Regions from separate parts of the Homo sapiens genome. Here all the other regions are linked to region 2. Evidence: chromatin loops called from intact Hi-C (ENCODE). Cell type or tissue: A673. All regions are shown on one strand. Links, peaks and the distances in the headings refer to the core of each region. The heading gives the core; the rest is flanking DNA.

What was found. Peaks named below come from ENCODE experiments on the same cell type or tissue, not always from the same donor. Only the 100,000 strongest peaks of a DNase experiment are listed, where the experiment ranks them.
Region 1: a loop joins it to region 2, with 2.3 times the contacts of the local background. A loop is called at or near these places in 4 of 110 quality-filtered maps.
Region 3: it touches region 2 in a loop (5-fold over the local background); 17 of 110 quality-filtered maps call a loop at or near these places.

Annotation. Positions count from the first base shown.
Region 1 is chr3:78,911,729-78,922,224 of GRCh38, reverse strand. All of the region lies in intron 4 of ROBO1 (roundabout guidance receptor 1), which reads left to right. Among named protein-coding and RNA genes, the nearest start is that of MIR3923, 590 kb to the left of the region's middle. In A673, for the core only: no CTCF peak of the experiment used is centred there; DNase peaks (open chromatin) are centred at 3,014 and 4,474; H3K4me3 peaks cover 1,539 bases; H3K27ac peaks cover 2,696 bases.
Region 2 is chr3:78,973,539-78,984,034 of GRCh38, reverse strand. All of the region lies in intron 3 of ROBO1 (roundabout guidance receptor 1), which reads left to right. Among named protein-coding and RNA genes, the nearest start is that of MIR3923, 530 kb to the left of the region's middle. In A673, for the core only: a CTCF peak has its summit at 5,804 (motif pointing right); DNase peaks (open chromatin) are centred at 4,784, 4,924 and 5,784; H3K4me3 peaks cover 1,515 bases; H3K27ac peaks cover 2,306 bases.
Region 3 is chr3:78,655,425-78,665,920 of GRCh38, reverse strand. It overlaps ROBO1 (roundabout guidance receptor 1), which reads left to right. Exons shown (of 31, transcript NM_002941.4): 15 at 3,807-3,928; 16 at 4,660-4,891; 17 at 6,114-6,235; 18 at 8,652-8,823. Among named protein-coding and RNA genes, the nearest start is that of LINC02077, 610 kb to the right of the region's middle. In A673, for the core only: CTCF peaks have their summits at 6,138 and 6,339 (motif pointing left); a DNase peak (open chromatin) is centred at 6,320.

The DNA of each region.
Region 1 (10,496 bases), core at 2,216-7,215, 60 kb after region 2:
GTTAGTTTTTTGGTCTTCAAATTGGAAGAGCAACTTTAGCCTTTGATTTGTATTATCTTCTCACAGCAACTATTATGTTGACTGCCTGTACATGCCTTCAATACCATGTAAACCTAGTTTATCTTTTGTATATTTGATTTCTTAGATGGTTAGAGCTGCCTGTAATCCCAGCACTTTGGGAGGCCGAGGTGGGCAGACCTCATGATCTACTAAATAAGAGAAATTTTCTCTTATTAATAAGAAAAACCCATCTCTACTAAAATAAGAAAAAATAGCTGGGCATGGTGGTGCACGCCAGTAGTTCCAGCTACTCGGGAGGCCAAGGAAGGGGAATCGCTTGAACCCGAGAGGCGGAGGTTGCAGTGAACTGAGATCGTGCCACTGCAGTCCAGCCTGGACAGAGCAAGATTCTGTTTCAAAAAAAAAAAAAAGGATTGTTAGAGCTGTTTCCTGTTCTTTTATATGTGTTGTGTTTTCCTTGTACATAATATTTTGAAAACTTTAACTATTCATGCCAGATTTTGTTCCCTGTTTAAAAGTGTGTTTCTGTGTCAGTGAACTTTTACATATTTTATATACAAACATACCCATTTGTATTGTTACTCAAAAACTTTTGAAAAATGCTTGTTACTTTCCTAAAATAAGGTGAGCTTATATTGCGAACAAAATCGTATTATTTCAGAGGCATTCCATTTGGGACATTTACTGTACTACAGGGAATCTCTCATTTCAAAATGACCTGTGTTGCAGTTATTGTTTATAAAACTGTTCATTTATCTGACATAAGGGGCTAATCAAACTGCTTAAGTACATTCCTGGATGTTTGGAAGATTTTTAAGCGCCATAGAGAGGGTACTTATGCTATGGAAATTGTGTTTATATATATATGCATAATTGCCACTGAAATTCTGAACAGACCCAAAGGAAGAAAAATACTGTGATTTAAATAAAGCTAACATAATTAATTTATATCTATTTTATATTTGACTTAGTGGGATAAATTGTTTTGTGGAAAACCATATTATAAAATAGTCTAAGTTTTTTATAGTTGAGGAAGAATTTGAGGTGAAAGATCATGTTAATTGTAACAATTGCCAGTACTTTGTGTTCACTATGTGTCTGGCACTGATTTATGTTTATTAATTTACTACATCCTCAGAACAATTCAGTGAAGTAGGTATTACTAATATTCTTACTTTGAGATTATGAAACCGAGGCTCAGGTAGTTTAAATAAATTTGCCATGTCACACGCAGTGGCTCATGCCTGTTATAACCAACACTTTGGGATGCTGAGGCAGGAGGATTGCTTGAGGCCAGGAGTTGGAGCCCACTCTGGGGAAAACATGTTGAGATCTTGCCTCTGCAAAAATAAAGTAAAATAAAATTTAAAAAAAGTAAAAAAATAAAATCAGCTGAGCATGGTGACATGCACCTGTGGTACCAGCTACTTTGGAGGCTAAGTTGAGAGGCAGTGATGGGAGGATCATTTGACGGCCCAGAGGTTGAGGCTGCAGTGAGCTGTGTTTGTGTCATTGCACTCCAGCCTGGGTAACAGAGTAAAACCTTCTGTCAAAAAAAAAAAAAAAAAAAAAAAAAAAACTGAAAGAAAGAAAAAGAAAGGCTGGGTACGGTGGCTCATGCCTGTAATCCCAGCACTTTGGGAGGCCGAGGTGGGCGGATCATCAGATCAGGAGTTTGAGACCAGCCTGACCAACATTGTGAAATCCCGTCTCTACTAAAAATAAAAAAAAGTTAGCCGTGCGTGGTGGCACCTGCCTGTAATCCTAGCTACTCAGGAGGCTGAGGCAGGAGAATTGCTTGAACCTGGGAGGCAGAGGTTGCAGTGAGCTGAGATTGTGCCACTGTACTCCAGCCTGGGCAACAGAGCAAGACTCCATCTCAAAAAAAAGAAAAAAAAAATTGTCCATGCCTATAATCCTTATGTTATTTTGTCTCTAACAGTTAAAGCCTTTCATTAATCATGAAGGATTCTTAATCATGAAAGTGAAATGTAGGACAAATTCATCTTGTATGTAAGACAATTACCTTCTCACTAAATAATGCTAAGGCATGATATATTTTATTTCCTTTGGGAATATAATTGTTACTATAGTAGTCAGTATGTTGCAAAATACGCAGTTTTTAATTTACATTTTCCTATTTGTTTTCCGAATTCACACTGAATCATAGATAACAATCAGTACAATGTTAGGATTGTTTTACATTTAATTCCTTCTTACACATGAAACTATTACATTTTCACCCTGCCACAGGTAATTGGTTCCAGACCTTTATGTTTTGCATTTAGGATTAAGCTGTGGCTTTGATATCTATGCATTATTAGCAAATCAAGTTATCACAAGATTAGTATACTAAAAAATGGATTCCTCCAATAAAATTTGAGATGGGCTAAAAGGAGGTAAACTGCTAGTTGGTTGTTTCTTCTTTTTGCCTTTATTGTCCTTTATTAAGGCCTATAATTTTAACCTCCATCGATTTACCTTCCTCAACTTTTTCTGTGATGTAAAGACAAAGTAGCTTTGGGTAAAGAAACCATTATTTAATCTGGCCCTGTAAAATAACATGACCAGGGAGATCATGTCCAGGCAGGATCAATACTGAGATCTTCTGACATGGAATAGGTAATCTTTTAAAGCCTAGATATTGACAGGACAATCCACTAAGTAAATAGCTGGGAAGCAGTAAAGCTTCAATTGGCTTACCGTGTTAGCACATACTATTTCCATTTTCTTGCAGTGACAAGGCTGTTCTTGGGCCATGTTCAGCTTTCTTTTAGGCCCATCTACTTTGATTCTACTTAATTGATTCTCAACCTTGCTTGTTTTATATTGTCAGAATCACCTTTTATTTTTCAGTGTTAAAAAAAGACAAGAAGTTACTCATCTCTGGCCAGTAACTTTCAGTGATGTGAAAGTACTAGTATTTCAGTCTGGCCTTGCACTGTCTAAGCTAGTCTGTGTGTGAATTCCCCTGTTCAGAGGATCCAGTGAGTCACTTTGTGAGGATACACTTGAGCCTGTTTGAAGCTCACGTAACCATAATCTCCCTATGGTCTGATGTAATAACCGGTAAGAAAGTCAAGCACAAATTGATATATGTCTGAGGGTTGTAGGCATAATTATCTTAATATGACACTTTAGAAATAACATATTGTCGATATGTCATTGACCTTTTTTCCAAAATGGGTAAAATATTTGTAAGTGTAGATAAAATTATGACAGTGTGGTACTTTCCTTTGCTCCAGAACCACAAGAAAGAATCACTAACTTGGTTGCAGAAACATGTGTTGAAGAATTAGGTTACCTAGATTAGGACAATTGCCAGAATGCTTCCTTTTTCATATCCTTTTTTCATAAAGTACTCACTTTATGGTTGTGGGCTATGAGTATCTGTGAGTATTGTGTTCTACATGAGGTTTCCTAGAAGTATGTGGGACATATGGATATTTGTACTTAACTTCCTGGGTACCTTAGAAGGCAGCTGAGAAGACCAAAGAAAAGCTGAAGTTGACAGTCTAAACTTGGAAATTTTAAGAAAGAAAGCCAGAATCTAATTGAGCCAGTCTTTTATTATTTTTGGCTGTCCTCTAACAGACTACCTAGAGATTGTTTTATACCCTAAAGAGTATAAAACACAGAGCAAACACTAAGTTAGGAAAGATTGCTGTAAACTAACTGAAACAAAATCCCCAAATTGCCAAATAAGGGATAATGATTCATATAACTAATTTTAGTTCTCTGAATTGAACAAAAGTTACCATACCATGTTAGAATCTTTCCTGGGTTAATAACTTTTCCAAGCCGCTCTCTGTCATGGTTGGTTTTCATACATTTTTTTCATCCTGTGAGCACTCTGGGTGTTTTATAGACCATAGACATTCCAAATTTTTATATATTTCTCTTTGCAAAATGGGCTTTTCACTCTGATTTCTTTTACATCTATAGATGTAAATGTCATCAACACAATTTAACCTATTTCATGGGAGAAGGAATAAATTAGAATTATTTTACAATTTTCCATAAATGGTTTACCATATATATGTGTTCTTTAAATAGTTGATTAAAAATCTACTATTCACAGACTTGAATGCTCACAATCTAATGTTTTCATGTTTAACTTATTGTCAATTGTTATTCAGCGTCAGTTAATATGTACTGAAAGCCTTTGCATGGCATTTCCATGTGCATTTCTGGGCTACATACTTAAAGAAATACAACAATCACAAACAATGTAGGTTCTGTGTCGTAGTAGCTTCTGTCCTTAAATATTAATATGAATTCACATAGGAAAGTGTAAAATGAAGGAAGATATTTTCTGAATGGAAGCTGAGAGTTGTGGTTGGAAAAAAAACCACTCATTTCCTTCTTCCTTGCTTTCTTTTTCAGGTTCTTTGGATTAGAATTGTTAATAGGCCAGACAAATCTGTCTAAAATAAATCCTTCAAAGCTGAGTGAGCAATATGTCCCCAGAGAAATTATCTTACTGGGACATGATCTGAGTTTATGCCAAGTTCCGCTTAAAGGTTCCGGATGTTTAAGGACTTCTTGACACTGCAGTTTTAGTTCTTTCTTAAGTATGCCTTCTTTTTCTTTATTATAGCTGATTATTCATGATGGAATTTCAGATTTTACAAAATTAATTATTTCTAGATGCAAAACTAGTGAGTTTACCATGTTCAACAAATTACATTTATATTTAAGATGGCCTCACAGTCAAAATAGCCTAAATTTGTATAATTTAGCTTAATTTTTCATAATTATTTCAAAAACGTTTGTTATTTTTCTAAAAGATGATGTCCCTGTTAATAAAATACTTTATATTTTTAAAATAAGTAAATAGTCATTTAAAAACAAACTCTGACTAGTGGATCACAAGGTCAGGAGGTCGAGACCATCCTGGACAACATGGTGAAACCCCATCTCTACTACAAGTGCCAAAATTAACTGGGTGTGGTGGCGGGCACCTATAATCTTGGCTACTTAGGAGGCTGAGGCAGGAGAATCGCTTGAACCCGGGAGGCAGAGGTTGCAATGAGCCGAGATTGTGCCTCTGCACTCCAGCCTGGTGACAGAACAAGACTCCATCTCAAAAAAAAAAAAAAAACGAAAAACAAAAAAACAACTCTGACTATACTGACATTAACCATTATTAAGTGGGAATAAGAATTTAATAATTTAGCTTGAGAGCTCATAATGAAATATTTTAATTTCAGACTTATCTGATTTGCTAATGCTTAAGTCATTTCTTTACTCAACCTACACTTACATAGTAAAGTTGTGGGTGAAAGTTTTCCTGGTCTCACTCGTTCAAAGAAGATGGTTATGACAGTTTTTAGCCACCATATGGGCTTCTTTTGTTTTCTTCAAAAATAGAATACCTGAATTCACACAGTAATGTCTATCCAGACCCTTACCCACGTGAACTAAGCTAGATAGTAATTTCCAGAAACTACATTATTTAACCAGACTAAAGAATGTAAATCGAATGATTATAATACCATACTTAAAGTCAAAATCACAACTATAATTTTGCAGAAAGCTTCCAGTTTTGATTAGATATAAGGTAAGAAATATTGATAAAAGATTACATAAATAAAAAAACAGTATTGCTTACTAATTCCATTTTTTTCTTTTTTTTTTTTTTTTCTTTTTGAGACAGATACTTGCTCTGTTGTCCAGGCTGGAGTGCAGTGGTATGATCTTGGCTCACTGCAACCTCCGCCTCCCAGGTTCAAGCAATTCTCCTGTCTCAGCCTCCTGAATAGCTGGGAGTACAGGCACCCGCCCCCACACCTGGCTAATTCTTGTATTTTTAGTAGAGATGGGGTTTCACCACGTTGGCCAGGCTGGTCTCGAGTTTTGACCTCAGGTGGTTCGCCCACCTCGGCTTCCCAAAGTGCTGGGATTACAGGCGTGACACTTTAGAAAAAGAATAAAGTTGTTTTTTTTTTTTTTTTTGACGGAGTCTCGCTGTCGCCCAGGCTGGAGTGCAGTGGCGCGATCTCGGCTCACTGCAAGCTCCGCCTCCCGGGTTCACGCCATTCTCCTGCCTCAGCCTCCCGAGTGGCTGCGACTACAGGCGCCGCCACCACACCCGGCTAATTTTTTGTATTTTTAGTAGAGACGGGGTTTCACTGTGTTAGCCAGGATGGTCTCGATTTCCTGACCTCGTGATCCGCCCACCTCGGCCTCCCAAAGTGCTGGGATTACAGGCGTGAGCCACCGCGACTGGCCCAGAATAAAGAATTTTTTAGGCTGGGCACAGCGGCTCTCGCACTTGCACTTTGGGAGGCCAAGGCAGGAGGATGACTTGAACTCAGGAGTTCCAGACTAACCTGGGCAGCATAGTGAGACCTCATCTCTATAAACATTTTTTAAAAATTAGCCAGGCATGATGACGCACACCTAGTCCTAGCTACTCGGGTGGCTGACGTGGGAAGATTTAAGCTGCAGGGAGCTGTGATCATCCCACTGCAGTCCAGCCTGGGTGACAGAGCAAAACCCTGCCTCAAAAAAAACAGAAAGAAATGAAGGAAGGAAGGAATTTTAAATGCATATCTTCAGTAAATTTTACTAAATTTTATGTTAATAATTAAACTTTATGTCTCAGTAAGTATTATACAAGATATTTATAAAAATTGGTATAAATAATATACATAAAGTGGTAAGAGGAAAAGCTAATCATTCTTAAAATGTGTGGAAATGCTGGAAATATGTTATATCAGATAAAAATCTATGTTAATCTGCTCTATTTATTATGATTTCATTTGGAAGTAAAAATGGAGGATTATGAAGTTAATTTGAAAGTAGAAATTGAATATAAATATCTTTAAACTTTTGTCAGAAGCGGTTAAAATTAAATCGGAAACACCTGGTGGTAATTTTTCTTTTTATCTCTTCAAATTTTGAAATATTTTCAGAATTAGGAAACTCTTTTTGAACATTCTTGATGTTTCTTACTATTAGGTGCCTTCATAATCTTAGGTAAGTCTGAATCTAAACCACTGTCAGTTTCATATATTTGAGCATTGTGTTTCCAGGATCCCAGAGTACAAAGGCTAAATTTGACTTTGTCATAATAGATGATAGTGTTTCATTACTTTATCATGCCACATGCGGAATAAGAGTGCCCTGGTAGGACCTGTATTTTCTATATCGTTTCTGTCTTCTCAGTTTGCCACTGTTTTTGTTTTTTAATTTGTATCTTAATTTTAATCAAACACCTAATAATGCAAAAAGGGAGCAGGCACATTTCCAAGTTTTCTATGCTGATCCTTGAGAAAGTACATTCATATATTATATAATAGATAATTGATATGGCATTTATTATCTTACCTTAAGAATGTATTTTCTTCATGTATGCATTTATTTTCATTTTTACCTAAGGTTTTAGTTAAGTTTAAATGGGTAAAATTAAAAGCATATTTATATAAATATATATATATAATTTATAAAATGTATACATGGTATAATATATAAAATTATAAATAAAATATATACCTATAAATATAAATTATAAATAAAATATATAAATTTTATATAAAATTAAAAGCAACTATTTTCAAAGCTCTTGTTCAGAAACTAAGCAAGTTACGTGTAATAAAAACATTGATTTATATTTTTGTTTCTTGTGGCCATTCATTGAAATTTGGAGTAGTGTCAGGGAAATACTTGGAGCCATTGGAGCCCAAATAGGATGTTGATTGGACATTGGGCATGTATACTAAATATACACAGATTTTTCATCTAGTTCTTAGGGGCATTATAACCTTAAACCTTTTCAACAAAATTCCTTATGTCCACTGAATAAACTAGGGTTTGAAAAATAATGTAATTGTTAACCTTTGAATTTGCGTATGTTTCTCTTTATTATGGTTTGTTGATATCAAATATTTGGTAAACTCGTATACTGTCTATTTCTTTCCATTTTTGATGCAATATGGTTTATATAGCCTTTATGATTTTTGAAGAGATTTGAATAATGTAATATGAAATTATTGTTGCAAATTGTGAAGCACAACATATGTCTCTGGCATATTATATAGTCAGTGATTTATACAAAATGAAACTTAAAAGTGAAGAAATAACGGCCCATACATTAAAATGTTTTAGCCATATGGGAGATTCCATTTTCTTACTGCCATTTGTTTCTTTTGAATTGGTTTTCCCTTGCCCTCAGATAAGATGAAAATCACACCCTTGTCCTCATACTTTGATTACTGAATCTTAGTGCTCAATGAATGAATTGTTCTCACTACAAAACTCAAGGCCTGGGGCCGTGAAGTTTTCTTGGTCTCTAGCCTAGGGAAATACGACCCTCTCTAGAAGTACTTCCCATGTGCACACATAAAAGGGCTCTGTCTTTAACCATTATAATAGCTTTCTGCTTTCCTTTAAGAAAAGTTTTGTAAATCAAGAAAGCTTTTGTAATGTGTTTCTTTAATCTCTACTTGCTTCTCTTTATTCTTTTTATTTCAAAGTTTAATCAGAAACTCTAACATTTCACAAGTTGAAAAAAAATAAAATGTTTCAGTAATACACGTAACACCGTAAGACAATATATTAATACATCTGCAAACATCAGTCTATTATTTTCCTTTGTGAGGACTGGAATTTATTACTATTTACAAAGGAGAGATTATATTTGAAATTATTTTTCTCTTTCTAGTTAATCCAAAATGAATCAATGGAATTTTAAATATTTTTTTTACTCTTTTTTAAATAAATGATTTCTCATTGCTCTAGATTATTAATCTTTTGGATTAATTTATATTGGCTTGACATTTTAAAAATTGAAAACTAAGCAAAAGAGGCACTGGTAAATCTCTTGTTACGTCCCTTGCTCAGTTGACTGCGATACATAATGTAAATATAAAAGGGCCACAATTTTGGGTTTGATTTCTATTTAGCTGGGTTAGCCCTACTGTCACCAAAACAGAATTCACTATCTCATCATCCATATTCTACATACTATTGGTGACATATTAGGCTGGCCAAGTATATAAATTCATTTGAATATGATGCACATTTCTACTCCATTTATTCCATCGTAGAAATGCACATTTATTTAACCATCTCCATTTGTTGGCTGGAAAGTTAGTCAAAGAACTGATATAATGGTAAATATACATTTTATTTTTCAAATAAAGGTAACATTTTTCAGCTGTCGTAACAAAAAATCATATCAAAAAATCTGTGCTTCTTTACATATACTATTTCTGTTGAGTGCATTCAACAATATAATTGTTTTGTTTAAGTGAGGAGGAGAAAATTGGACGTTCAAGAGGGCAGTAACCAGCAGAAACACTTCTTGTGACTCATACACAATTCTACATTTTTATTCTTCAAACTAAAGATAACATTCTTTTTGTTAAACATCTGATGTTTACTCACAGATTATGTATGTGATCATTTGAAAATTAATGTTTTTTAAAAAGGGTAACCTAGGTTTTAATTTATTGTGACATACAGCCTGAACTTTCTACGGCTTTGAAAATAAACTCACAGTTTTCTATTTGCACATGGATGCTTCACTATTTAGCTAAAATTGATGATATTATCACAAATACTATAGCTTGTGCAAGGTTTCAAGAACAAGGAAGGAAGTTTAATAAAACAGAGGCTGAGACTCAGCTTTAACACCCTGTCTCCCATGCTAATCTCCTGTTTACAATAATCCATTACGAATATTTAATGGTAGGCAGCATGCAGACCAGAATTAAAGGACATATGGGTACAGTTATCCTGGTTAAAATGGCCAACGTGCCTTGTATTGTGTATGGAAGATAACAGGACAGGTGGTAATCTGTCTTCACGGAGTGGAGACAGCTGGTATTTTCTGTAAGCCGAAGCCATCTTTTTCAATGTAGTCTCACCTCGCAGCTGATATGTTGCTTATTAGTATAATTTAAAACATATATTGATGTTAAAAACCATGCTCTCTTTCTGTCCAGTATAAAAATGCAGCTCGTGGCACAGCATAAACAGATGAAAAATATGTATGTATATTCCAGTATTTGTAATTAAAATCATTCTGCTTAATTTAACTGTTTTTTAACTGTAAAATCAATATTATCTTTAGGCTCATCTATAAAGTATTTTTTCTTTAAGCTGTGTAAGGGAACTTTCTTCCCTGTGTTGCATATTCTCCAGACTTACGAAGTTATTGGGGGAATTATTAGTTCATTACCATCAAAATATTTTTGTTAAATTTCATTTTAAAAAATATTTCTTCTCTCTTGTTTAAACTACAGTATGTTTCATTTCTTATACTAAAGAAAGACTCACTGGACATGTATTGGAATCAAAATAGCGGACTATCTCAGCCTTTCCTTGGGAAGTGGTGTTTAATAGTTTTGCCTGCTTTGCGTTATAGAATATAAAGAAGAAATGAAATGTTGTTAGATTCTGTGTATATTGAAAACTGTAGTTCTGTGTAGTTTACAGGCCATTTTAGATTCCAATTACCCCCTTTG
Region 2 (10,496 bases), core at 3,526-8,525:
ATAGCATGGATTCATGGATAATATGCATGAATAGCATGAATTCTCCTAACCATGTTTATGTTTCACCTTATTGGACTTTGCCACTTCCACATTACAAGTTACTTGTACTAACTGAACTGAGCCATTTGGCCTTAAATTTTTCTTCTTAAGAAGCTTGCCTTCCTCACTTTCAATAAACCTATCAGTGTCACCCTTTACCCCTGCCACTCCAGTCGCCCTCCAGCTGAAACCAAGATGGCGCTAGTTTCTCAAGTACTTAAGTACTCAAATATTTGTATTTATAGGTGACAGTGGTCACATCCTTGCCTTTTTATTTATTTTAAAATCAGACCTGTCTATCCCTTTATGTTAAAGATTTTTGTGTTTTGTTGCTTAACTTTTTTGTAATTTTCTGTATTATTCTCTATATTGTCAAGTGTGATTCAGCCTCTGAAATAGAGATTACGTTATTAGTTTTGTTAGATTGTTCTACCTTTTTATTATGCAAAGTTTGAATACTTGAATCTTATGGCCATTTAAATACAAAATGCTTCTTTGATCAGCATTATAGCAAATGTCCTGAACTCTGAGAATTGAGAAGCAGATTCTTTAAACGTCTTCGAGGGTTCTTTGCATTTGCATTTCAGCAATGAAGAAAAATATGGTGCATGTGGTAATTTAATTTAAAAATTGTTTTTGTGTTCCCTTTAGGAAATTAGCCTGTAGATGTGTGTATAGGGGGAGAAGGTGAAAAGAAGGGAGTGTGTAAACTTGTTCTTTAGTTGTTGTTACGTAGTTTCAAATTTCCCTTTCTCAGACATTTAGCTCTAATAGATAGCTGCGATTAGCACATTAAAACCTTTCCCAGTGACCTCAGCTGTTTTTCTTGTTTGAAAATGTAAAAACTCACTTTATTTCAGGAGTTTCAAGACTAGCCTGGGTAACATGGTGATACCCCATCTCTTTTAACAACTACAAAAATTAGCTTGGTGTGGTGGTTCACACCTGTAGTCCCAGCTACTTGGGAGGCTGAGGTGGGAGGATCCCTGGAGCCCAGGTGGCAGAGGTTGCAGTGAGCCATGATCATGCCACTCCACTCCAGCCACAGAGTGATACTTTGTCTCAAAAAAATAAAAAAAAAAGATGTGGTGTCTCACACCTGTAATCCCAACACTTTGGGAGGCCATGGCCGGTGGATCACTTGAGGTCAGGAGTTCGAGACCAGCCTGACCAACATGGTGAAACCCCATCTCTATAAAATTAGCTGGGCGTGTTGGTGCATGCCTGTAATCCCAGCTGTTCAGGAGGCTGAGGCAGGAGAATCTCCTGAACCTGGGGGGTGGATGTTTCAGTGAGCCGAGATCACGCCACTACACTCCAGCCTGGGCAACAGAGTGAGACTCCATCTTGAAGAAAAAAAAGAAAAAAGTAAAATTTACAAAAAGGCAGCTATGGGGCTTACTTTTACAATGTAAATGACTTTAAGTCAGCATCTCTGATATTTCTATAATTTTAAGATATTATTTTCCTAAAGCAAAATGCAATTTTAAACCCAGTACTAGCATTTGGTGGGATGTATGTGTGTTTGTTTATAGACGTGTGTATGATGCAAAAATGCTCATTATTTGAATACTGTAGGAGTGAAGGGAACACTTCCCCTGTCCTCTCTGAAGCTTCACTGTAATTAACTGACAATGGATGGATTAACAGGAGAAAAGGCTTACAAAGGTATTAATATGCAGGCGGGAAAATCATAGGAGAGTGATTACTCAATAATCCAATGAGATTTAGGTACTTATATACCCCTCTTCATAAAGGAGAAGGAATTGGGGTGTAGGTAATTCCGAGGGGTAGTAAATGATTATTAGGAGAAATCAGTGAGCCGAAAGAACACAGGATTGCCTGGGACAAATGTCCTCAGAGCTCTTGCGGGAGGTGATGACAACTTTTGGAAAGGCAAGAGGTAGAACTTTCCTGTGAACAAAGGTTGTCTAATTATGCAGATAATGTCTCCCAGGTAACCTCTGGGAGCTGCCCTCAGTAGAATACAGAACAAGGCTGTCTGGATGTGGCAACAACTTTTAGTCTTTTTCTTCTTGGGTGGTTAATCTTTTCTGTTTTTTATGAGATTCCTGCAGTGGGGGTTTTAAGACAGTTGGATTTCATTGGGAAGAAGTTTTTCTCAGATTCAGGAATTTCTAGGGAAAGTCCCTCACTGTGGGTGTGTTTTTGTGTGTGTGTGTGTGTGTGTGTGTGTGTGTGTGTGTTGGCAGGGGCCAGGGGATGGGAGCGGAGAAATGAGAGAAGGCTGGGAAGTCCTTGGTTCTGAGGCGGCCTTCAAGCCCTTCCAATTTATTTTAATCCAAAAGTGCTCAGTGTGACAAAGTGCTATACTTCGGGTATTGTTCTCTGAGCCCTGGTACTACTTTAAGGGTAGAGGAAAAGGGAGAGTTGTTTAATGAGTATATAGAGTTTCAGTTTTCCAAGATTAAGAGAAGTTTTGGAGATCTGTTTCTCAGTAATGTGAATATACTTAACACTACTGGATTGTCTATTTAAAAATGATGAAGATGGTAAATTTCATATTATGTTTTTTACCACAATTAAAACAAGAAGTTCAGTATTTAATGTAGACATAAGTGCTACTGCTTCCTGAGTTTTGTGTAGTGAATGTGGGGCATTTCTTTGTTATTTGAGATGCTGGTTGATAGTCATGTAAGAGGGTGATGGTAATGGGCTTTTGAAAGATTTAAATGAGAATTTGTGTAAGATCTTAACATTCATAGTCTATGACCCTTTATAAATGTGAACCATTACTATTATTTAGGGTACTATAAAATAAACTGTAATATACTATAATTTATTTAATTATGTAGAATGGCATATGATTAAGTATGCATACTCAATGCCCAATTACCAGCCATGTGAGCTTGGGAAAGTCGAATTTTTTTAAACATTTTATGCTCCAGTTTTCTCATTTCTATAATGGATGAAACAGTAATATCTATTTCATATCTTGCTGAAACTATTAAGTTAACACATATAACACATATCCCATGTTTTATACGAATGACTGTCATCATCCTCTGACTTTGATGACTTAGAATGTAACAACAGTTTGGATGTTGGTAGTAGTTTATAGTTTAAATTAAAATATTTTTAAAACTCACAAGTTATTTCCAATAATTATTTCCTCATAGTTAATATTATCTCTCTTTATGAGTTATCTTAGCTGTATTTACCAGGGGTGTAAGTTTTATTTATTTCCATGGACTGAAGTGTTTTGAGGAGGTTTATAGAATTACATATACCAAAGCAAGGGGGAAAAAAGACCTAGGAAACTAAGTTCCACATAAGATGGAAAGTTTGGTGGTGGTGGTGTTTTTAACTGAAGATCTTTCAACCAGTTTCCTATGCTACAAACACTAGTAGTTATTGTTACGGTGTTTGTGTTAAATGAATATCAGACTTCAGAGAAACAGCAATTTTACATGTGGAAACCTGTGATGAAGATAGTCAAGAAGATATTTAAGTTTTTGGTATAAAGAATATTCTCCTGTTGGAAAAGAATGCTTTATTAAAATGGTAACCTTGTGTATTTATATTTTTAAAATATTTAGAGTTTTTGTGTAGGTTCATGAAAGTAGTTGATTCCTCTTGAAGTTTTCATAATGCTGTGGCATGGTGACATTATGCCAAACACAGATGAAAGTTTGTATGTTGTTCGTATGGATGTTTTTGAGGTACATGTGGGACAGGAGGCAAGGAGTGGTGATTGTAATCCTTACCATCTGTCCAGACATCTAACATCCTGCTCAGTCTTAGAAAGGTAGGTCAGTTTCTTATAATTACAGTTTTGGGCTAATGTGCCTCTTTGAACATGCTGAATTCTTACTTAATGTATTGATTTTTAAATATAATTATAACATTAATTTAATTGAATATATGTGTTTGGAACATATGGTGTCCCTCGGCAAATGTTTTCTTAAATTATATGCTTGTACATGTATTAAAGTGTAGGAAATTATTGTTTTACTTGTAACATGCTCAAGGTGCGTTTTAATAAATATAAGGAATACCCTGAGGCAGGGAACAGGAAGATCAAAAGCTTTTTCTATTTTAGAAAGCAGTTTTATTACTGTTGATTATTAATTTAAGGATTTATTTTTGGCGGGTAAAATGACTAGGAAGGGTGTGAGCCCAAGTAGATCTCGTGTGTGTGTGTGTGTGTTTGTGTGTGTATTCATTTTCTTTCCTTCTGCCCGCATCCTGTCTTCTCTCACTTCCCCCTCCCACCTTTTTGTTTCTTATGCCAGGGGGCTTTCATAGACCCCCTTAAAACAGCAGAGCTCCCTCTGCACTCTGGGGACAGATTTCAATGAACATAGTGTTGTTTTAACTCTTTGGTTAGTAAAGGGGGTTGAAAGCTAAAGAAGTAAAACAGTGTCAGGAAAAACAGTCATCAATTTATAGTATCCTAAGTTTCCCCAAATCTCTGAGATTCTTAATATAAATGTGAGAGATCTTACTTAGTGATACTTTGTCAGAATTTTATCTACATTGCTGAGGAGACAGAAATCTTTTAACAGTTTCCTTAAAGGGACTGTAAATTTCAACAATTATTCAGTCCATTGCTTTCAGCACCTTTTGTTGCCTTATTAGTGTATGGAACAGCAGGGTTGTAACGGCAGGAAGAGCCTGTGCATTTTAATTAGCTCCAAAGACAGTGTGAGATAAAAGCCCGGATTTTTTCCTCATTTTTATTTCACGTTGGCTGATTAAGGATGCTATTGTAGGCTGAGCTGGCTTGACCTAATCTCAGTGACCACTCATTTATGGAAGGGGAATGGCACAAACTTGCTCTAGTTTTCTGAATGGGATTAGGAAAGCACTAATTAGCAAACCCTGAAAGCCATGAGGCATGGACAGGAACACAGCACCCGTCCATAAGAAACAAATGCAGTCTGGGGAAACATTCACCAATTGAACCAATTCATACTTGCATATATTAGGCACTTGGTGATGTGTTTTCCGTTTTTAATTACTTAACCATGAATAAGAGCCTGATGTTCCTCAAGCTGTACTTGATAATTAAATAAATACTTCTGCCCTGAAGGGAGATGTCAGAACTTGAAGAGTACTAATGTTGATAAGGAGGTTTGTAAATAGTTGGAGAATAGATTTCTAGCTGTATCTGACCTCAGCTGGGAGGGAGATGGTGGGAATACAGTCTACAGAACTTTAAAATTAACTCATTCAGTTTAAGTAAAGTCAGATTTTCATTATTGAGAGCGAAGATCTATTTTAGGATCATCTGGCCCTTTACTTCTTTTTTATATACTGTACTTCCTTTTAATCGTGCAGAATATTATGGAAAAAGTACAAGGCTCTGCACCAGCAGAACTAGACCTGGATGTGAATTGAATCCCTGTGCTGCTAACTAGTATGGGACATTAGGGAAAGTCCTTCACCTCTTTGAGTCTCGGTTTCTCTACCTTCAAGATGAGGATAATATTACCTACTTTATAATGTCACTGTGAAGCTTAGGGATAATATGGGCAATACTGTGTGTGGTGCCTGGCGTTCAATAAGGACTCCCAAAGTGCCTGTCGCCATTAGTATTATTAATACCAGTGTTGTCATTTCTCAGCATTTCAAACAAATGTAAAGCAGCAGTCTATGGAAGAAGTAAAAACTGAAGACACCTAGTCTAGAAACTTGGTCCAAGGAGGACAGGGTTATTTGGTTGAAAGGAGATTGCAAGTTACACATGGATTTCCCTCTTCATTTCTCCATCCCCCCACTACCTTGGTTAATTGAATTGGCCACTAGATGGAAGCATATATGTTTACTGGTTTTTTTAATCTGTGAACCAATAGGTCATTTATAATGTGTAAATCTGAAATCAAAATATCATCTACAGTCAATTCAATCTGATAATTTTTGAAATCTTTAACTAACTAGACTGAGACTCTTCTGTATTTGAAAAAAGAGCAAAAATAACTAAGATTCTGGAGCTGCATATTGCAGATTTGAATACATGCAGTTTATGGTTAATGTGTTGGTAATGTTTAAAAATAATTAGCAGGACATTTTGTCTTGCCAGTTTAGATGGCACTATTATAATTATTTTTAAATTCATTTATATACATTAAAACAGCTTACTATATAGATATTAAAAACATTAATAGACTGTTAAGTAGTTTTTCTCAGCCTACAGAGACTGGTGAGAGTTTCAGTAAGGTCCTAAGTGATCCTAATTACCAGTGTGAGCAGTAGTGCATACCTCAGTGAGTAGGAGTAAGGAACCTCCAAATGTGTGACACTAACATTGTGGTATATATTTCTAGGTGGATCAGGAGATTTTATTTTCTCATGGTTAGTTTCCTTTATACTTTCCATTATTTCTTTTCAGTGTAGCTTACGGAATAATCTTTTTTTTTAAAATATATATTATATATATATTGACTGCTTGAATCAAGATCCTTTGCTAATTGCTACAGTTAGAATATGAAAATGTAAAAATTTCTGTTCCTGTTCTTAAGGAGGTTACATTGCTGTTTGAGAGAAGAAAATAAATATTCTATTCAATTTAAGTAATTATTCCAGAGAACAAAGGAAAATGATTTAAAACATTTCAGGAAGAAATCATTTCAAGCCAGAAAAAGTTATTTTAATTAATCATATATCTTGAAGAAGAGAGTAAAAAGGAGAGTAATGGGAAAGAAAAGGAAATTCTAGGATGAGGGAAGTGTGTGAGTAAAAAGCAAAGCATGTGGGAATCTCAGTGAGTAATCTGATTTTTCTAAATTAGAGGAAAACTGTGGGAATTGAGGTTTAAAAAGATAGACTGAGATGAGGTTGTGGATGATTTTAACTGACAAGGTAAGTGGTTTGGGATTTAATCTGTAGAAAATTGGAAATATTCTGCTTAAATGGCCATAGTTATTTTACAAGAGAAAGAAGTGTTTTTTGTTTGTTTGTTCTTGTTTTTGTTTTTGTTTTACCAATTTTGAGTTTTGTTTTAAAGTTCTAGTTGAATCCCCTTTTCAAATAGCATGAAGAAATTTAAAGAAAATGGCACTTGGTGTTACACAAAGTTCTGATTTTATCATTGAAATGTAAGGAGGTAATACGTAGGTTTGCTATAATTTGTGCAGTTTACATGGCAACCATATATAGTGGTCTTTAAAGACGTTTTGGAGAAAATTAATATATTGTTTTTGCTCTCTTATGCATAGGGTTATCTCATGTGCTTTAATTGCTGGACTCATTATTAGTGTTCTCACAATGAAGGAATACACCCTTGGTTATATTAAGTGAAGAAAGACTTCAAAAAGGAATAGCTGTATATATAGTATATAGGTTCAGTTAGTTACTGATGAAAATACAGAATCAGCATAGGATTGAGATAGAACTAAAATTGGGCAAATGCTGCTGTAGAGAGACAGAAAAGGGCCAAGAGTTTGTTGACAATTAGTGAGGGGTTTGTGGGGTACCATAAAGGTAAGAATTGGCTTGTTATGTGCCTTAAGCCAGAAGCTCTGTCCGAAAATATAGGCTGCATGTAAATCTGGGCAGACAGAAGGCTGGAATCCTGAGGGATCTCCAGTCTCATAGGTTCCTGATAAGCGCAAAGACTCACCGGCACAGTGGAGACAGCCTCAGGTCAGGCTCAAGAAGTGGGTGGGCACTAACAGTACTAATGAAACTACATGATTTAGGGCTACTTTATCCTTTTCCTCTATTCTTCAGGTAACTGCTCCTGTCTGAACTTTGGGATGCAGGATGACCCTGAGTCTCAGTTGCATAGTATAGGATGAAGATCCATTTTTTTCTTGCCACTGTTATTTCTCAGTACTGTGCCTTAATTCTTTGCTCTTGATTTTGAGACTGCGCTTTCTGGAGCAGTTCTAACATGTGTATTGCACTGAGTCTGTTTTGCTTAGCACTTATTCGATGCCATAGCCTATTAATAGAATGAAGAACCAATTCTGATTAAACTTAGGATTTAGAAAACACAAAAACAAGAACACAATTAACAAAAGAACAAAATTAGGCTGACTTTTACGTTATGCTGTATATTTTAAGTATTTGTTGAGTAAAGGTCTTTATGCTGCCTTAAACCAAGTAAAGCATTTTCAGGATCAAAGTTGAATGTTAGGAAATAATGGTCTGCAATATCACATGAATATAGAAACATAATTATGTTCACCACTTAAGAGTTGGTACTTTTTTCTTCCTTTTTGTATTTGTTGCAGAATACCTTGGGCTATGGAAGAGGTGGACGAATTAATTTCAGTGCTTATGTAATCACATATTCAACAACTGTTTTTTCTTGACCTCAACATTGCTCATTTGCTGTCTAGAAATTTGTGATCTAAAAACTTTAGCTTTGAAAAGAAACTTATTAAAAGCTTGTTTTTATGTCTGGCTCTACTAAGTCTTTTCTACCTTATCTTTCATTTCCTCTCAGTGGTTATCCCCTCTCCCTTTTTTTAAAACCAGGAAACTAAGGTTAAGAAACTGGTCACCCAGGTTTACACAACTAGCTAAATGGCAGAATTGAGAGTCTCTCCAAGAACCAATTCTCATTCTTTTTATCCACTGTGCCCTCAATATTCTCTCTCAATATTCTCAGGAAGGCATACTGGCTTTATTTTTATGAAACCACTGATAAAATTGTTACCAAAGTTATTTTATCTGATCAAACTCCCCTTATATGTAAGCAAAGACATGAACATAGGAGATAATCTTTCACATGCTATGATATATTCAGAGCTAATTAGCATGTACACTTAACTGGCTTTTACTGTCAGAGCTGGTGTGGAAGATATTTTAGTTTAAGTATAAATTGAAGATATAAGAGTGAGATTAGTCTAAGAGACTTTTTAGAGGCAGGACCCGTTTCCTTAACCAACTGTTTTCTCTGTAGGGCTCAGTATCCTGCTTTCATTCCCATTTTAATAAAAATTCTAATTTACATTAGAAGGGCCCCAAACTCACCAGGAAAATTACTAATCAAATTAAACTTTCTGGCTCTGATTTAATTTGGCAGCATTAGTAGACATGGTCTTAGGCTCTTGGGGAAAAAATTATTGAACACTAGTTTTAGCTTGACTAAATGTAATCTAATATAGAATTTTACCTTGAGCAACCAAAAATTAAATTATTGTATTTGTATTTATAAATAGGGACTTTTAAATTTGGGGTACAATATTTGCTTGTCTTCATTTATCCATTCTCAAATGATATATCTTTGAAAAATAGGAATAGATACTGTTAGTTTATATTAGGTATGAAAACAAGAAAGAAAATCAGCAGAGGGACTTGGATAGAAAAACCATTAGATGTGATCTCTTCACCTGTTAAACCCAGCTGTCCCTTCTGGGATTTGGCTTTGTGTTCTGAGAACCATTTCTATGAAAATCTAACGAGGAAACTCTAAACTGCTGGTGACAAGAGTAGCCTATTTTACAAACCATGCAGTAACCAGGATCAAGTATCAGAGTACAAATTCATGCCTCTTTCTTTTTTTCGTATATTGAGTTTGGTGGCATTTCGTAAAACTATCTATCCTTCTATTGCCAAGCTGACTAATCGACTGGTCTGTTGACACCATCTGTCTAAAGAATCCACAGCCGCTACCATGAGTTTTGATTCGGTTTTCAATTGAAACACATTCCATCAAGAAAAGTGTCCTTTTTTTTCTTCTTCTTTTTTTTAATTTCCTAAGTCTAAAGTTCTGAATCACTGGAATTTCCCTTTCGTTCTCTCTCCCTCTTTGACATTGTTGAAACATATTCATTTAATGTTGTATTTCAAGAGAAATGAGTACCATGGACTTTATTTGTACACTAATAGAAATTGTTATATTGGCCCATGATGCAAATATAATACAGGATGCCTGTAATATTTGAAGATAAGTAATTTAGGTATAAGTTGGTTTAAAAATTATTCGCTAATGATGTTTTTTTTTGAAATTAAAACAGGAAGAATATTTTGCTTTAAGAAAAATGCTTTTGATTTGGTGAATACTTAACAGTTTCATTTTGGTAGCTCATCTACTCAGTCTTATAACTTTCTGCTAGACCAAAGTTGTACAATGCTGATTACGTATTTGTAAGGAAAATATGATACACACTCAAGAGTTTTGAAAATAATTCTCTAAGAAACTTAATGTGACTGTACTACATGTCCACCTCAGACATTATTGTTTAGAATAAAAACTTTAGAACAATTCAGAGAACCGATATATGATAAATATGCGATATTTATGTAACCTTTTTCATCTGAATAAATTAAATTTTTAGCTAACATTACTTCCTCAGTTCTCACTGAAAAATATGAAAAGTATGCCAGAATTTATTTAATTGCCTTGTATGCTTGGAAGTATATAGTAATCTGTGGTGATTGCAAAAAAGTTTACCTTCAAGCTGTTATTAACCTAAGAAGCTATATATATATATATATATATATAGCTTCATATATGTATAGCTTCTTATATATATTCTTAT
Region 3 (10,496 bases), core at 3,634-8,633, 320 kb after region 2:
AACCACATCACTCTAAGTATAATGAATCCTTGTTAACTGGAATACTGGAAATATAGAGAAACAGGCATACAGTTGTGAAATCAAAGACTTTTTTTTTTTAAATTTCAGCTCCTCAATCCACTAGCTGTGTGACCTTGAGCAAGCTAGTCAGCCCTTCTGAGTTTCCTCACCTATAAAATGGGGCTAAACATACCCATTCCTCGGGATTGGACAAAGAATACATTAACCAATCAATATATAAGTATATAAGATTCAGATTTGTTTTCTGTTTTATCCCATAAAATCTGTTATTGGACTTGTATTTCTTTTAGTGTCAGGACTAAAAGTAAAGGAAGTTCATAAAATTTGTGGATGTCGTAAAACTGAGAAAGACAGCTAGTATGCCAAATAAGAGAATCAGAATTAAATATAACTCAACAGATTGGACTGATGGGAGAGTGCTAACTATTAAAGTTAATAGAGCAAATTAAAAAGTCTGGTACTTGAACTTGGGTTTAAAAAATTAGCTGTAAAAGGATAGACTAAAGACAGCAGGCTTACGGGAAGTATATGTGAGTGTGTCAGGGCTTTCGGAGTGATCTGACTTTAAAATAAAACACCCATCTGAACCGACTGACGGATACAGTTGCCAAGAGAACAAATGTAGTCTTAGCTGGCACTAGAATTATGCCTGGATCAAGTAATTTTTCTCTTTTTACTTAGAACTATTCAGTTCATGAATGGAGTAATGTGTTTGTTCTGGAGACTACATTTTCAGATGGACTTTTAAGAGGAGGACAGTAGGGATAGTCGATGAGGCCGCATGAAAGGCTGAAAATCACATCATATGAAAAGACATTCAAGGATCTAGGTATGATTAGGCCAGAAAATAATAACATCAGAGCAGACATGACATCTTTTCCTTAACATTTTAAGAGACTGCCGTATGGAAGAGTTATGCTTATTCTAGCTCGAGGCAACAGAAAAGGGCCCATGAGAAGAAGTAAAATTGAGGCACATATCTTGCCTATTCTTGGACTTCATTTGAGGCTGGAAGCCTTGGATTATAACTGTAATAAGAACCTGGGGAATCACCTGCAAAAATATTTCACTGGAGGGACCAGAAGGCAAACACAGCAAGGAGAAAAATGAGGGGTGAGGAAATTCAAGAAGGACTTGTTGGAAAGTGATTCATAAGGGAGCAGGCATAATTTCTCTAACCATTTCTGCAATGTGGTTGCAAAAGAATCTTCCCCAAGTGTAGATACTTAGAAATGAGCTGGGGTCAAAAGCTAAAGGTGCACAGATATAGGGCACAGGTTCCGAGTACAGGAGTCAGGTAGACCTATGTCATGGTTGGAGTTAGAGCCTTGTTATGTGGTAATCAAAGTGTGCTTTCCCAAAGACAAGATTTGATTATGCAAGGAAGATGAGATGAGCACCTGGCAGTTAGGGGTGGTGGTCATTGTGGCAGAGGTGCGGCTGTTGTTACCATTGTTAGTTACTATGATTCCTCACCCATGTGCCCTGTCTGTGTATCATTCTTGAGCCCTAGTTTTAAAAGAATCTATACAGATACATATCATACCTAAGATGATGTCAGTTATTATCAATGAGTGGGGCCTGGATAGGCTCCCCTCTGAGGTTGTGTATACGAAGTTTTAACGTTGGGGGAAACAGTTTGGCTGGAGCAATTAGGTCTTCTTTAAGTCTAATTCTGAATGTTGAGAAAGACCTTTTACATTGTCATACGTTTCTTTCAGGAGAAGGAGAACAAAAACAGTAACAGGATCAATTCATAAACTTCTCAAAATTATATTATCAGGTGTCACTTTCCCTTTTTCTCTCTGCTGTGAACATTTCTATTATAATGTTATAGACTGCTGTTGCTGTCATGGGTACTAGGTGGGAGAATCTAGCAATTTTCATGAAGGAACTGACTGGTAGGTTTATCTCAAATCAGAGGAATTTGGGATTGGGATGCAGATCATGGCAGTTATGTATAAAGTGGTTATTTCTGTATTTGAAGATACTTTCTGAAAGGGGGATGATTTTGTGAGGATGGGAGCTTACGTATGAGGGAAGTACTTGGAAACTGACATCATATGTGTGTTTTCCACACATGAATACATTTTAATTGAACCTATGTTTATTAAGCAACACCTATGTATATGGCACTATGCTATATACTATGGGTCCACAATCCCTGCTCTGAGGAAAAGCACTTTTTATGTCTTACCACAAGACAGCTTTTACCACAGCCCTCAGGATTAGCTGCCTTTGATGCCACCATCTGAAGCATAAGGAAACTGAAGAATAGTGAGATTAAGAAATTGTTCCAATGTTACGTGGTTTTTAAGTTGCCGAGGTGGGGTGCAAACCCAAGTCTGTTTCATTCCAAGTATTTCACTCTTATCCTAGAGATGGGTGACAGCTTGAGTCGTAGGAGCAATTGAGACCAGTGGGTAAGGAAGAGATGGAAAGGTGACAATCAAGTGTTTACTCCGTAGAGGCTGTGATAATAGTTATCCTGAGGGCAGGTCCTAACCAAAAATATTGGTAAAGGAAGATGAAGTATGGGATGCCAGAATTATCCCAGTTGTTTTTTTTTCATCTTGCTTATTTATCAGCTTAATTTCTAGGTTAAGTATAAAAACAACCAAACAATATGTAAGAGTGTTTGATATCAATCTCGATGTCATCTCTTCCACTTGCCTAGCTTCCCTGGACTTCATCCGAGATACTTAGCGATCTCATTCTTAGTATTCCTGCTTTTGCTTTCTACCCAAGATCAATTGTTTGACGGTATTTAATGATTCATTAAACTAAAATTCTCATTTTAATTTTTTTATGTAATGGGGAATCATCTGGAATGTAGGTGCCAAAATACAATTCTTTGAGAAAGAGAATTCTGAAGTCCAAAAAACATTTTCTTCACTTCCTCCCATGTATTCCCTGTTACTATTATAAACAAAGCAAAACATCTGTGTTTAGAAAACCGCTTCAGAAATGGGCAAATGTTTTTTTGAGTGTAGACTTTAAGAAGCTTATAAAAAAAAATTAACATTAGTAGCCACTTCATTCTTACTGTGTTCTTAGTTTCCTTCCTGAAATTTTGGGGCTTTTGAGATTAAGAACTCTTTATTAAACCTTCTTTACTATGATACAATAACTAAACTAAAGGATCATCAATTAAATAAACGTTAAGTACTTTTTTCTCATGAGTCTAATCAGCTTTATTTTATTTTACTTCCTTGCTGGCATCTGTATCACCTCCATTGTAGCCACTAACTTACCATATACCTTCCATGAGAAAATATCCAAGTTCATCTTAAAAGCTGTAAAGTATCTGCCTTCTTTCTGTTCTTGGTTTTCACTAACCATATCTCCTTTCTTTCCATTGCTTAGCCACTCTGCTACAATTTCAGTCTCTTTTCTGTCTTGCATAGTTAGGATCACTACAGAAGGTTTTCACAAACTCAGGGAATTGCCCTAGTGCCCTCATTTTCATCAGGAAAGTGATCGTTACATGATAGGAGGAGCCACTAAATGTTGTTATTTGCCATTGTTGTCTTTGCTTCCTGCTCTTTTTGCCTTTCTATAATATATGTCCTCTGCGTTCTCTCTACTCTCTCTATCCCCTCTTACTTTCCTGATCCTAATAAAAAGGTTAAATTATTCCTTTTTTTTTTTTTTTCCGAATCACAGCCTGGCTTGGACTCTTCTTTACTGAGAGTTGCTATGAATGAACAGTTTGTTTCACCATGCTTTCATTCCGTTCAGTAACGTTGTGCAGACCCTGACACAGTTTTCTTGACTTGTTGTAGATGTCCTACCAACAAGTCAGGGGGTGGACCACAAGCAGGTCCAGAGAGAGCTGGGAAATGCTGTTCTGCACCTCCACAACCCCACCGTCCTTTCTTCCTCTTCCATCGAAGTGCACTGGACAGTGAGTTGTTACAATATTTGATCTCAGTTTTAATAAGCGTCTGCGAGATCATTGCAATGCATATAAAATGTAACTATCTGTTGCCTACTTGTACATTAATGATAACTTTATAGTGTAAGCACTGTTTATTACAGTAGCTATTAGTTTGGTTTAAACAGAAAAACATTGCATCTTGAGCCTATTTTTTTCCTATTGTGCTGCAGTAGTGAACTTGACCTGTCTCAGGAAAGAAACAGATAGTATTAACTGTGTTATGTAACTTGTGATAGGATCATTATTACATGAATCTTTTAAACTTAGAAATATTTCCAAGTAGTATTAAGTAGGCTTTTAAAATCAGAAAATCATCAAACATTTTAGCTTCTCATCCCCTTGACCCAGGGATGTCCTACATGCAATGTCAGAGCTGCCATCAGGCCTCACATTTCTGCATGAAGCATAGAAGTTAATGCCACCGAAATTTTTATCAAAAGATAGTGGAATTTTTTCAGTATTCTACTTATTTGAATGTTTTAGCTGAAGATTCTTTTGGATTTTCTATGAGCACACTCATGTTGTCCACAAATAATGATTTTTATTTTTTCCTTTCTAATTCTTACACATTTCTTGTGTAAGAATGTGGGATGAAGCCAGACAGAATTTTGTGCATTTTATAACGTTTAATTTTTATTATTTTCTGATGAACCAATACAATAATATGAATAATTACATTTTACTTGTCTTTTTAATAGGTAGATCAACAGTCTCAGTATATACAAGGATATAAAATTCTCTATCGGCCATCTGGAGCCAACCACGGAGAATCAGACTGGTTAGTTTTTGAAGTGAGGACGCCAGCCAAAAACAGTGTGGTAATCCCTGATCTCAGAAAGGGAGTCAACTATGAAATTAAGGCTCGCCCTTTTTTTAATGAATTTCAAGGAGCAGATAGTGAAATCAAGTTTGCCAAAACCCTGGAAGAAGGCAAGTATGATGAAGCGTTTGATTTCCATGCATTGCAGTATATTTGTTAGAATTTTATTAGCTTAATTTAAATTGTTATAATGTTAATAGTGGCATTAATTACTAACTTTCTTGATATTGAACATACATTTTGCTAACAGTATTTGTTTATTTAGAAAACTAGAAAAGCAAAATGCTATAATAGTTGACTTGCTTCAATAGTGGCCTACCTCAAATGTGTAAATGTGAACATTATATTACTTAATGGCATATAGAAATTTAATTATTCAGAACTAAAATTCACATTTAAAAATGAAATTGTTTTCCGTTTGGTTTATTTTCCATTCAGCATTTTCTATTTGTTTATTTTGATCCATGATTTGAATAATGTGTTGATTTGCCCAGGACTTCGTGGGATTAGCATTTTCTTCCTAAATCTCATCTCTTTTAAAACACCTCAGTTCTAGACAAATCACTATAGCTGACCACCCTATTCCTAGAAATTAAACAATATTTACATAAAGGTAAAAGATTACATTAACTAACAACAGGATTTTTCCCAACATGTCTTTGTCACTTTGGCTGTATAAGTAATTATCATGAATGATTAATATTCATTTTCATACTTTTGAACATTTCGGGGGAGAACATGAGACTAGAGTTACACGGTAGAAGAAATAGGAATTGTCCTGGGATGTTTGGTGGAAACAAGGTATTTAACTTTGGTTATGGAAAATTCACCGTGGCAGTGAATTAGCATTGAGTGAGGAACAACTTAGGTAGTTTGGGACTATTCAGACTTGGATGAGATACATCTTTAAAACATATGCAGCTGGGCACAGTGGCTCACGCCTGTAACCCCAGCACTTTAGGAGGCTGAGGCGGGCGGATCACCTGAAGTCACGAGTTCGAGACCAGCCTGGCCAAGGCGGTGAAACCCCATCTCTATTAAAAATACAAAAATTAGTGGGGCATGGTGGTGGGTGCCTGTAATCCCAGCTACTCAGGGGGCTGAGGCAGGAGAATCGCTTGAACCCGGGAGGGGGAGGTTGCAGTGAGCCGAGATCATGTCACAGCACTACAGCCTAGATGACAGAGCGAGCCTCCGTCTCAAAAAAAAAAAAAAAAAAAAGCATATATTGATATAGTATTAATACATCTATTATTGGGTTTGATATTAATTACCTGCTTTCAGTGTTCTCTAGCACATTCTAATAACCTACCTTTTAAAACAATTTAATAGCACCCAGTGCCCCACCCCAAGGTGTAACTGTATCCAAGAATGATGGAAACGGAACTGCAATTCTAGTTAGTTGGCAGCCACCTCCAGAAGACACTCAAAATGGAATGGTCCAAGAGTATAAGGTATGAGTATAATATATATATATATTAATGTCCTGATGGGCAGCCCCCACCATTCATAAAGAAAAAGCAGGCTGGTATTTGTTTATGGATATTTGGCGCCATCTGCTGGTCCAAATAGCAACATGTAAAATTATTTTTAAAACGCTTTCTTGTTTATTCAGTGATTTTGAAATTCTGATTCAGGTGGTCTGACAGGGGCCCTTGCACATATATCTTGGTGAATCTTTTGGCGATTCTGATGTGCATCCTTAGTTAAGGCCCAAATAAGACTATACATGTTCTTCTGAGGAGCAAATTAATCTGTACGGTAACCAAGTATCCTGAGCAGAATTTTAAGTTTATTTTATTTTCAAAAGATTTTTAAAAACAAATTGAGAAACCTCTTTATGAAATTTGTGTATATGAACAGTGTATTTTTTAAAGTATTTAAAAGACTGCCATAAGTGCACTGTGGATGTTTTAAGATATTTCAAGTAAGATTTTCTAGATAATTGAGGCATTAAAAGGTAAAAGTCTCTGTACTTTTAAGTGTTTTCTTAAGAGTTTCAAGGCTGTCTCAATACTGAGGAGTGACAGGATACTATGTGTTAGTCTAGAAAAATAGAATGTTATAGAAGATTTTTAAGGATTTAAAATGGGTGATGTCTCAGCTCTCAAGCTAAATTGTGGAATGTAGGCATTTTCCCCTAAGAGTCAGAACTCATTTCTCTCCTGAAGAAATGCAAAAGGGTGGATTTCACGTAACTTCATGGTCAATTTAAAATAATAAAATGCCTTTCAGAACCTGATTGACTGGTACAAAATCAGTTTGTGGCTTTGGTTCAGCTGTATAATGTAAATGGGATTTTTAAAAAAATCACAAAAGAGTCTTAATTTCCAAATGGTCAGCTCCTGGTATAGGGTCTGAGCATTTCTTGGTGTTATGTATTGAAACTATATTAAAATAATATTAACTTTCAAAGAAAATATAAAAAGATAAATGATGGAAGAGACTAGGCTTAGATTTCTTTTAAATCTCACTTCCTATTAGAGTTTAGACAATTGTCTACTTAAAGTTAATGGTATATATTGCTTGAGAACATCATAAGGAATATAGAGTATGTCAGTTGGGCGCTGTGGCTCACGCCTGTAATCCCAGCACTTTGAGAGGCCGAGGCAGGCAGATCATCTGAGGTCAGGCCGGCCTGGCCAACACAGTGAAAGCCCGTCTCTACTAAAAATACAAAAATTAGCTGAGTGTGGTGGTGCACACCTTTAATCCCAGCTACTCAGGAGGCTGAGGCAGGAGAATCACTGGAACCCGGGAGGTGGAGGCTGCAGTGAGCCAAGATTGCACCACTACACTGCAGCCTGAGCCACAGAGCAAGACTCCATCTCTAATGATAATAATTAATAATAATGAGCATGTTTTTCTATAGATCATTTTCTTATGGAAACTGAGCTTGAACATTGTCGTGCACCATATCCAAGTTCTTAAACATCGCAGAAGATCACTCACTGATGAATCTGTTAGTGAAATTTAAAACAAGGATTATAGAATAGTTTGAAAATCTCAATTTCTTGAGAATAGTTTTGTATCACAAATATTATTAGCCAAGTTAATCAGGTAACTCTTTGTTATTAGAAGAATGCTTTTTTCACATCAAATATGTATTGCTATTCTTTATGTTCTCATGTATGCTGTGAAGGACTGATAGTCCCATTTAAATAGAAGAGCAGAGGGCAAATTGTCTCTCATTGATAATATAGTTCAGTGTACCAGAGGTTGAATAAAATCCTGAGATGAGGCTCACTCCTTGTGTGCAGTTTTATTTTTAATAATCATATTTGTGCAAACTACTTTAGAGTATTCAGAAGCTCTCCTTCCTTTTCAATCAACTACTCCTTGTAAAATGTGATGTTCCAGTGCCCATGCCAGGCAGGTTGATCCCAGAGAACTGTTGAAGTACGAGGCTTGGCGTTTCCTACTCATTTTTGTTTTACAATATCTGGTCATCTGGGTCATGCCTAGAATGCAAATGTTGAATGAGTATTATTCTTGATCTGCATAGACACAGCTATCTGCAAGGTACTTATTTAGCTGGCAGATAATGTGTTGGTGTTAAAAAGAAATCTAAATGAAGTGGGCTGATAGAAACTACTACCTTCAAGCACAGATTTGTAGACTTACCTGATAGAACCTTTTAAAAGTATATGAGAAAGTAATAAAGATGCCTTGAAACTACTTTTAACGTTAAACTTGACCAGAAGATTGTTCATAGAACTAGATTTTAGGGAAAAAATGACTTTGGAAACTTCTTATGGTAGTGCATGACAGTTTAGTACTCTGTCTGGGTCTAAAACTGCAACCCTGTGTTGATCTTTGCATTCATTTAGGTAATTTACCAGCTTGATTTTTGTGATGTGCTTCTTACAGGTTTGGTGTCTGGGCAATGAAACTCGATACCACATCAACAAAACAGTGGATGGTTCCACCTTTTCCGTGGTCATTCCCTTTCTTGTTCCTGGAATCCGATACAGTGTGGAAGTGGCAGCCAGCACTGGGGCTGGGTCTGGGGTAAAGAGTGAGCCTCAGTTCATCCAGCTGGGTGAGTGTCAGTGCAGATCCAGTTTGACAATCTCTCACTCTACCATGTGTCCCACTTTGCTTTTTTGCATGTGGCTGAGCCACCCACCATTGCTAATTTAATAGAATATGGAATATGGCTTAGAGCTACAAAAAGGTGTTAGCTTTACTTAATATGTAGGAGAGAGAAAGAGAGAGAGAGAGAAAGAGAGAGAGAGAGAGACAGACTAGATGTAGATATATGGACGTAGATATCTCAACTAAACTTGAACATATCTAAGCACACATTTTTGATATTTCAGGCAAAAGGTTGTCAATATTCAATGTTATCCTAATCCTGTCCTATATAATTTTTTTATCTATTCAACAAATGCTATTAATTGAGCACCAAGGATACCTCCGTGAACATGAAAGACAGTCTGCACCTTCATGGAACTCACAGTTGCTTGGATTTAAGATCAAACAAATAGGCCAGGTGCGGTGGCTCATGCCTGTAATCCCAACACTCTGGGAGGCCGAGGCAGGCAAATCACGAGGTCAGGAGATCGAGACCATCCTGGCTAACATGGTGAAACCCCGTCTCTACTAAAAATACAAAAAAACTAGCTGGGTGTGGTGGCGGGCGCCTGTAGTCCCAGCTACTTAGGAGGCTGAGGCAGGAGAATGGCGTGAACCTGGGAGGCGGAGCTTGCAGTGAGTCGAGATTACACCACTGCACTCCAGCCTGGGCGACAGAGTGAGACTCCCTATCAAAAAAAAAAAAAAAAAAAAAAATCAAATAAGCAAACTTCAATTTAAAACTTAAACCAGGTATTAGAAGTTTATAGCAACGACCAATTTATATTCACAGGTAGTGTCTATTTAAAATTGTAATTGTTTATTATAACAAAAGGTAGATTGAGATGTCAAAGAGTATTGGAATATGTTTATATGCTGATTGCTTAGAAAGTTAAACACAATTTGTGCCTCAAACGTGGTTAGATGAATTAAAAAAAAAACTAACATCAAAAGCTTCATTACCACAATTCACTCTGGGCAATATGGCATGAACATAAAGTACAAATTAGTAAGTGCATGCTAGTAAAATCTAAAACAAACAATAACAAAACAATGACAAAATACCATTGTAACTGAAAAGCAAGAAGAAAGGTTCAAATATTAAGAAGCTACATGTAAATTATGAATGATGCCAAGAAGCATATAGCACCTTTATGTTTTTGTCTTCCAGATCAGAAGTTAAGCATTAGTAGTATTTTATTACTAGCGAAATATTAGTATATGTTATTAATATTACAATCAGTTGTTAAATCATCAAAAAGGATCAGATGTATGAAGCTTTGTAATTCACAATTACATACTAGTTTTGCATGTTAATAATATTGGTGACATCCTGGAAATTATTTCAAAACAAAATTAAGAAACACCTGGTTTTCATAAACTTCATTGCTATACATAAAGAACTTCACATTTATTTTGAAGAATATTATTGATGTTCCATTGTTTAGACAATGTGAGTTGCGGTAATAGATACACTTGCAGAATTTCTGTCCTATAAGACAATAACGTCTACCAAAGTCCACTTGTGGGGTGGGGACTCTGTTCCACACACACATTGAGGATCATAGGCGGATGGGTTAGCCTCTTTATCATGGGGCTTCTGAAGTGGACCCTGGGCCTGTAGCAGGGGGAGGAAAG